Linked DNA regions of Homo sapiens: region 2 is linked to region 1. The links are chromatin contacts, found by Hi-C in ENCODE. All regions are on one chromosome and are shown on one strand. Each heading gives the region's core, a stretch centred on a gene start or an enhancer-like site at or near the end of the contact. The rest is flanking DNA. Distances are from core to core; before and after follow the strand shown. Region 1 has its middle 470 kb from the start of PRELID2. Region 2 has its middle 150 kb from the start of PRELID2.

Region 1 (4,700 bases), core at 839-3,338:
GAGCAGAGTGAAACAGACAACAGAGAAGACAGAAAAGGCAAAAGCATAAGCAGTAAGGAGGCAGGAGTGTAGCCAATAGAGAACTGCAGGTAAGATCTCCCACAGAGATGCAAGAAAGGAAAGACGAAGGTCCAGCAAGATGACATAGGAACAAACCCTTACAGTGTCCCGACCTGGAAATCAGAACAGAGAGGGCTGCAATTCAAGTAGGTTTTGTCTGGAAAATAACAGCCCCTGAGCCTATTGTGCATTTCAATATTCAGTGTCCATTCTATAAAATGTGTGAAAAAGACTTTTCAAAATTTAATGCCAACAATATAAAAAATGTTGATGCTCCTTACCACCACCTGTTCTTGACTACAAAACCAAGGGATCCATTAGATTTCCTTTTTGACTTGGATTCCAGGAAGTCAATAACTCTATTTGATATGGAGTTATAATAATTCCAATCCTTTGAATGAGCAGATCTCTACTTCTATTTCTAGTTCATAATTTCTCTTTATGATACTATTATAATAATTTTGTTTCATGTATCTTTTTGTTTCAAAAGCTGGCATATAAGTAAATAAATATGATATCCTTATTGCATATATAATACTTATGTCAGCCTAAATTCCATCAAGATACAGTATCCTACTATGTGCTGTAGAGGGAATCAAGCAGATGATTCTACCTCAGTCCTCTCACTTACCCACCTACAAGGTTGTTAAAAGGATTAAAGCCTATGTAAAAATATTTTGTAATCCTTAGAAAACACTGCTCAAATGTTAAATGATGATCTTATATGAAAAACATCTGGAAATTTTTTTCTATTTTGAGTTATCTTTCTTACATTCCTGCCATAGTATTTGATACTGCCATAAAACTCAAGGCTGTGCAAAGACTCTAAACTAAAAGCTGGTGTTTAAAAATGCAACTGTTTTCTGAGAAGGAGGCATTATAAATTATAATCAGCCCTTAACACCTTAGCTCAAAATCACATATTGTTTAACCTTGCTAAGTGCTTTCTAAATGAAGGCAGATAATAGCAAGGCTGAAGACCGAGTGGCAGAGTAAAACCAATGACCAAATAACACAATTTTCATGATGCTCCCCGAAAGATGCCTGCCTCTATGGTATCTTCTGCTGACTGCTGAGTTCCTTCAAACAGCTGGCAGGAGCCAGATGTCAGCAATACAGCTCTGGTCCCTATTGAGAATGCATCCATTTAATCTTATATTCAGCATTTCTTAAGAGACAGACTGGTATGTAAAGGGCCACAAAAGAGTTGTTCTTTGACCAAATCTGCACACCACAGCTCTGCAGAGGGCTATTTTTTAAATGCATATTGGAGTCTCCCAACTCCTACCTCAACAAGAACATCTTCAGTGTCTTTCCTTTGTCCAACATTTAAAACATCCCACAAGGCTCCTCATGATCTGGCCTTGTTCTGAGTTTCTGAACCACACCTAGCCTTCTGTGAGCTCTGGCTTACACTGGCTGGCCTTCTTTTCATTTCCAGAGCCTTCACTCAAGCTGTCCTCCTACCTGGGAGGCAATTTCCCTACTTTTTCTCTGGAAAGTCCCAAATCATGTCCCAGATTTCGGTTGAAAGTTCAGCCACTCAAGAAACTTCTTTGGCCTTCAATGATGCCAGGTTCCCTGTGACATGGACTCAGACACCTTATAGCTCTTCTGCACAGCTCTCAACACAATCATGATTCAACAAGTACTTGGATGATGATATGTTTATGGCAGCATTACTAGAATGCACATTTTACAAGCATAAGGTCCATGTCTATCTCATTCATTACCATCTCCAGTGCCTTGTTTAGTGCTGTGCTTATCTTGGGGACCTAATAAATATATGCTAAATGAAGAAAGGAAGGAAAGCAAGGCTGGGAATTACCTCCTAGTCAAGACAGTGTGTTTAAATGTTGGTATTTGAAGCCTTTCAAAAGAAAAATACAGGCTGGAGGACAGAGAAACTAAGGAATCTGATTCTCTTCAGTGTCCTCATACCTGGCCTTCAGGTTTCATCTCGCATAGTTAGGAAGACTTCATATTCACTAACATCTTTAGACAAGGTTAAGCACTTTCTGCAACGTGTTTCCATTGACTCATGCTCATACCACCATCACAGCCTTATCATACTGCTGTCATGATTCACTTCCTTATTTGTTTCTCCTGAATTCCTTAAAGCAAGTTTCTAATTTCACTCATTTTTGTGTTGCTAGATCATGGCCCAGAACCTGGTATATAATATGCACTAAATAAATATTTTCTAAATGGCTGGATGAATACATAACATTTCACTGATCTGATGAAAATAAAACAAATCTTACATCTATAGGTCCTGGACCTTGGACCAAGGGAGAAAAAATAGTTATGATGAATTTTAGGCTTACTAATACAACACCAGGAAGACCATGAGAATAGACATAGTTAGGCTTATGCCAATGATATATCAGTAACAAATCCTGGCCAAAAACTTTTAGAAGTGCTCATATTCACATGGTGTTTTGGCTGCCATGAAAGGAATAGATCTTTCTAAGACATACAGACAGTGCTTGATGGCTGGAAATCAAAACCCATATATATGGTAGATAAATAAGTTAAATTTATTCATATCTGTTTTGACACCACACCATGGGTCACCCTACCTCAACCTCTTCTTCTCTTAATTTAAATCTTTAGACCTTACACTTGCAATGTCAAAAGATGTAAATCTGATTCTTTTTTCTTCTCCACCATAGAGATTAATTAGTTTTTCAAAAAAAAAAAAACAAGGCCTGCATTCTTGATTCTAGCCACATATCATGGCTATAAGAAAAAAAAAAAAAAAACAGAGAAAATGATGTGGCTAGCTCAACACAAACATATCACCCTAGTGAGAAAGAATAGCGAATATGTTACCTAGCGAACATTGATAGCCAGTTATCATTGTCGATATCCATAAGATGTGTACATATCAAAATGTTAAATACTAAACAACTCTTAAGGGCCCCAAATAAATGTATTAGTATCCAAATTAGGGAAACTGTTTCTTCCAGTTTTTGTCTTGCTATGGGATTATTGTGACAGCCTCTTTATATTCTAAAGTAAGTAAAATCAAAATCCTGTGACAAGTACTGAGGGAGCAGCCATTAAAAATAGTAAAACTCTTAAGTCCTCTGACTCATTAATAAGAAAGCCCATAAGTCTCATTTAGGCTAATTGTGCAAGTGTTGTGACAGAGAATATCCCCTCATAGATCATTTTAAAATATTCCTTAAATGTCTAATGTTTATTACAACTTTTTATAACGATACCATTAAAGCAGAGTAAAGAGAAAATTCTTAATAGCCATGGTAAGAAATTGTATCTTTATACCTACAATATATTTGCCAAATTAATTAGTTCTTTAGTTCATGACTATAATCATCATCTGAATTGTATTATTTCATTCAAACAATGTTGCCTTCCAAATAATATTTGCCTTGAGTAGAAATTTGAATGTGTTGGTATTCTGAAAGGAGTTATGTTTACAGCGTTCTGTTTCCCAAATAATATTTCACTACCAGTGAACATTTGGAGTAGCTGCACATACCTATTCAAATTCTAATGAAACATAGACTAGAAACATTTAAACTTTCAGTAGAATATTATTTGGAGAAAAAAATCTTCTTTGGCTGATTGTACGCTATTGCTACATTTGCAAATAAATTATTCTTGGCTGCATAAAACTTCACACAACAAATTCTGCTTGGAAGATTAAATGACTTTGAAACAGATACCCAATAATGGAAAAGTCACTATTGCTTCATAAGAGCTACTTTTAAATTAATGGGTTATCAGAAGAAAATAGGAGTGTGATACAAATACCAAAGGTAAACAAAACTGAAAGAAAAGCTATTTGGCTTAAAATAAACACAGAGAGAAGTATTCTGTCGATATCCAAATTGAAATGCTTTCTCTGTCCACAGTGCCTTTAAGTTTCCGGATTCTGATGAAAATTTGATTATATTTTTGGCATCTGGGGGATGCATTACAACTATTTGACTCTAATTTCTAGAAAATAGAAAATTTGCCACACTCTAATCTCATCCATGCCAGGATACATACTGAAATAAGTTACATATTTGTTGAATTAATGTACCTTTAAATCATCTGTCATATTTTCCTGCTTTATTGTCCTGTTCCTCCATTAGAATGTAAGCTCCCTAAGGAGAGAACATTTGTTTTATCTACTCATAGATCCTCAGCTTTTAAAAGAGTGTCAAATACACAGTAGTACTTAACAAATGTTTGTTAGATATCAAATAAATGAAGTGGGGTGCTGTGGATTAAATGACCAGGCTACTACAACAGAAAGACATTAGATAAGGGGAGAGGAGTAGCTCCTGGAGAGTAAACTTAAGCATTTCAGGTATTTGCCTAAAAATAAAATTCTATGGTATATGCAGACAACACTTGGATTTCACCAAATTACATAGTATCTTACACATATTGATTGCTGGGTGGTAAAAAGCACTGCCACTTCTTTGATTCCCTGCATATCCTGACAACTCGCTGCAGCCCACTCAAACTCAAAGTCCTATCGAAAAGGATTTCTGAAAATTCCCAAAAGGAAATATTAATCTAAGACCTTCCAGTGGTAAATAAATATAGGAAATTTAATGTAAAAGTGCTGGACTACACAAAGTAGTCAGAAAGGATTTTTATTGACTGACTCTTGCTCT
Region 2 (4,700 bases), core at 992-3,491, 320 kb after region 1:
TGATTTTAAAATTCATTTGCTAAGACCTTGGGAAACCTTACACCGAGCCTTAATGTCCTATCTGCAAACTGGGGGGTCGAGGAGGAGTAATAATACTTCCTTTGTAAGATGATTATAGGAGTTAGAAATTATATGTAGAAAAGAGCAAGTACAGAGTAATCTTTTCTGTTTAATTGTAGTTATTATTCATTGTGGTGGGTATGAATTTTCAGGCATAACTCTCAAGTGCGAGAAAATTCACATTTCTTTATTGCTCATGAAATTCATGTTGTCCTCGCTGATCTCTCCACTTTCCTTGGACAGAAATTGAATTTCAGTTGTATTCTAGAGATCTCTAAACAGTCCAAAGATGTGGAAAGTCTCCATGTGTTTTATGCAGTCCTCTGCATTTGGGAAAGGCTCTCTGGACTTCAGTCTACTCTGCTTATCACTAATAAACTCTTCCAAGCCCTTCTTGGCCCCTTGGGATTGAAACTCTCTATCTTTGGTTCCCAGAACCATAATTTCTATGTTCCCTATTCCCCTTGGGCTGAGGAATCTTCCACTCCCTTAGTTTGAACTTTTCTGCCCCCACTCCCTAACTATAGAAGCCTGAGGCCAGGTGGGAGGGTTGTCATGTAGGAATCTGGAAACTTCTGCTTTAGTCTCTGAAACTCAAAAGTTGAGATGTCATTGAGTCTTAGCTCAAATGTTATCTCTTTGTAGAGATCTTTCTAGAATATCCCTTGTAAAGTAGAGTCCACACTCAATCCCAGCCAATTACATCACTCTATTTTATTATTTTCATAGAGTTCATCACTATCTTGACTTATCATAATCATTAATTGTCTTTGCTTGCTAGGATACAGTCTTCCAAGGGGCGGAAATCTTATTCACCATTGTATCCTTAGCACTATGTCTGGCACATATCAGATGCTCAGTAAATACTTCTTAAATAAAATAATTAATTATCCTGCCAAATTGTGAAGCTAATGGTGATGAAGTTGATGAAAGAAATATGACATAGTACTTATTTTAAGGTTGCTTAAACTATTTTGAGTTAATAATCAAGAAATAATTTGAAGGCTGACCCAAGGCTTGAGTGGAGAGTTTGGAGAGGTGAGGTAGTTAGAATAAATATATATATATATATTTATATATTCATTTATACAAATTCATAATACATTTATACAACTAATTTTATACAAATAATATATAAAATATGTAAAATGTATACAGTACACATTACTTATAAATATGTATAAAATAGAAGCTTTCTATATAGTTAGAAAAAGTTCTTAAAGTTCCAATGTTTGTATTAATAATATGAAAGGTAGATATATTTATGTTTAGCAAAAGGGGACATGGATTATAAAAGCTTGAGCAATATTGGTTTAAATTTTAGTGCCACAGTGAGTCGTGAGCTAACTCCACCTGAATCACTGGAGCATTTAAAAAATATAGAATCGAGGGCACTACCCATAGAGGTCCTGGTTCTGTAGAACTGGGATGAGATTCAGAAATTTGTGTTTTGAAAAAAGAATCTCTAGATGATTCTGCTTCTTAACCAAACTTGGGAGCCAGTGATTTATGTGAAAAGTCTATGGAAAGGAAAGAAAAGGAAAGTGAATTTAAAGAGGGATATCTTTGTGGATGATGTAGAACTTCAGCTCAAACACTGTGCCCCCTAGGGGCTGGGGAAATAATAAGGGCCTTTCTCTACTACCTGATCCCTGCCACAACCACAGCTGATTGGACCCAGCCTGGAATAAATCAGGCTTCTCTCTCCCAGCAGTAGAATTGGGATCCAGTGTGAATTTCTTTTGTTAGCTCAAACTGAGAAGATGGGTATTTGGGGGCTATGGAAAGCCATATTCTGGCATGAATCTGTGAGAAGAGACAATTTGTTAATAGGGAAAAGTAGACAGAGATGCAAAAACAATCGGAAACACAAGTCCATGTAATTAAGAGAGAGAATTGCCAAGAGGGTAATTAATTGCCTTGGCTTCTGATGTTTTTGGTTCCTGGGTGTAGCCCCTGAGATTCTTATAATAAATTCCCTTTTATTTGCTTAAGATAGTTTTAGTGCTTCTGCTACCTGCAACCAAAATACATTTTCAGGAGGCCAGAAGGGAAAAAAAAAAGCGTATAACAAGACTGGGTATGGGAGAAAGTACTTTGTTCCATCGCCAAGGAAGGCTATGGTTCATGAGATGTCATGTTCCGACACTCAGCAGAAGGCCCTGTGCTGTTTTTATGAGGAGTTCTGACAGCCTGTATCCAGCCAGGGCTGGGAAGGCGCTGTGACTTTCACACCCTCACGACCATGGCAATTTGACAGCAGAGGATAATGAACCCCACAGCTGGGGTTGGGATGCTTCTGTCTGCTTCGGCAGTGGCCTCTTCACTCCGGTACTGGAAAAAAGTACTCAGGGGGAAGCTGCTTCCCAGGTCAAAAATGATCCTTGAAAAATGCTATCCAGGGGCCACTTCCAAAATCGTAATGTCCACAGTAGGCAGGAAACAGGGAGGCACGAGCGAAAATGGAAACCAGTGCTCCTCTGAGGATAAAATTTTCTCTCTACTGAGATGGAAATTTTTCTCCCTTTCCTTTGCTTCTGCTACCATGGAATGGCCCTCTATTTTTCTTTTTTCTGAATTATCTTGGCTACATGATATGGTTGTTTGTCTTCTCTCTCTTGTACAGGAAGATAAACACTCTGAGAGTAAAATCCAGGTCAACTTCATTTCTAGACTTACACAGTGCCTCACACAGAAAATGTGCTCCAGGATAAATGTTTATGAAGGCTCTGCCACTTACTACCTGTGTGATCTTGGGAAACTTTCTTAACCTCTTCAAGTCTTATTTTCCTTACTTATAAAATAGTGATAATATTCCTTTGCTTTCTGGATTATGTGTAAGTGAAGATTAAGACATCCGTAAAGTGTCTTGCATGGGATAAGCACACCATAAACGGTAGCTATTATTTGTAAGCTCTGGGCATGAGCAGTGGCAAAACCAAACTGCACCCCCTTCTCTCCTGCCTTGACTATCCTATCTGGCTTCTGTTTCAACCCCAGTGTGCCCCAGTAGCAATAGTGCATCCATTCATCCAGCAGAGGGAGCTAGGCTAGAAAGTAACTACACTAAGTGAACCATAAGTACACAGTAAATATTGCATCATACCCAGCTTTGAAATGTGCAAAAAATTATACCTGCTCATGCCAAATTAGAAATGGCTTTCAAGTGCCTGATGCTACATTCATCACCATGTCCCAGAAAGATGCTGACTGAAGGTTTTCAAAAACTTCAAAAGACTCTTGCAATAATTGCATATTCATTAGACAAATTAGTTCTAGATTATTTTTAAAACCATAACTTGGAGAAAAAAAAAAGACCAACAAAGAATTGAATAAAATTATGCAGGAGTGGTGTTTAGAATATAAAAATGTAGAATACTATTCATTCTGTATGAAAGCATTAAATGGAAAAAAGTGGGGAGAGGGAGGAGGAAACCTAAAAATAAAAAGCCACAAAGAGAAAAATAATCTGTCTTTAAAAAATTCAGTCCTTGGGAAGTAGATAGAATTTTTCTATTAGTTTTGGTTGGGAGGAAAATGTACAGTTTCCACCTCTGATGGGGGAACCTCACTGGGAAAATAATAACCACTATCATCATAATACGACATTGGCTGAACTAGGTGATTAGCACAGTGTGACGTCTACAATAAGTATCTGCTGGGATCTTGTTCTTTGAGGAGTCACAATCTGGTATAACAGACCTGGCTTCATTTTTTGTAGGCTCCATTATATCCGAAATAAGCTGCTGCCACTTCGCCCAGATGTATTAACAGGGTAGAAGGTCAGGAAAAGCAGAGAAAAGCCACCAAGGGTGCACCCAGTGGCTCACAGCTTCCTGCCTTGAAGTGCATTTCTAAATGGAAAAACAAGTCCGAGAATGCCAGACCAGGCAGGGCTCTTCATGACAGCAGCCATGAGGAGGGAAATGCTGGTATTCACCATGTGGGAAGGTTAGGTGACACGCTCCCTTCCTGAGGCCACATGTGTACAATATCAAGGTATAAATTAAAGAGCCCAGCAGCGGTTCCTGTTACTTGCCAATGACCATCGAGGTTGATCATTTCACCATATGCAAAGGGCTGGCTGGCTTTCACTTGGCATAAAAATCAAGAAGCTTTTCAACACTGCTGGTTCCAAAACTAACATCATCTTCATGATTATAAGCACAGTGTTACATCATGGGACTAGCAGGGGAGGAAGGCATTGAGAAAATAATCACATAATTAATTTATGATTCTAAATTGTAGCTCATGCTCCAAAGGGGAAAAAAGACCAGAGAGCCACAGAGAAAAATACAGAGCATTGTTTATATTGGGTGAAAGCAGTCAGAGAAGACCAGTATTTCTAGGTAGTACAGAACAGTTAAGAACCTAGGTACTGGTGTCAGAAAGATTTAGATTTGAGCCTGAATTTGTCCTTTACTAGCTCTGTGACTTTGACTTTAGGTAAGTCATTTTCTTCTTCAAGCCTGAGTTCTCCCATTTGCAAAATAAGGATAATACCTAGATAGTGACTAAAGATGTAATGATGTGTTCTATACTACCCCTAGAATAGATTCAGCAATCAACAAAACTGTTATTATTGAACATGATAGTCCAAAAAATATCATAACCAGTATACTGGTGTGCTAGGGCTACTG

Evidence for each region. A loop is a pair of places that touch in the nucleus more often than their neighbours do.
Region 2: a map of Calu3 shows a loop between it and region 1 (2.8-fold over the local background). The contact joins two enhancer-like sites. A Hi-C loop is called at or near these places in 2 of 168 maps with a recorded cell type or tissue (Calu3 and mammary epithelial cell).

Annotation. Positions count from the first base shown.
Region 1 is chr5:145,360,308-145,365,007 of GRCh38, forward strand. It overlaps a transcript of PRELID2 not described here. Among named protein-coding and RNA genes, the nearest start is that of PRELID2, 470 kb to the right of the region's middle. Within about 2 kb of position 2,089, at least 3 of the 41 ENCODE cell types and tissues checked have a DNase peak (open chromatin) inside an H3K27ac peak, as active enhancers do.
Region 2 is chr5:145,678,695-145,683,394 of GRCh38, forward strand. It overlaps a transcript of PRELID2 not described here. Among named protein-coding and RNA genes, the nearest start is that of PRELID2, 150 kb to the right of the region's middle. Within about 2 kb of position 2,242, at least 3 of the 41 ENCODE cell types and tissues checked have a DNase peak (open chromatin) inside an H3K27ac peak, as active enhancers do.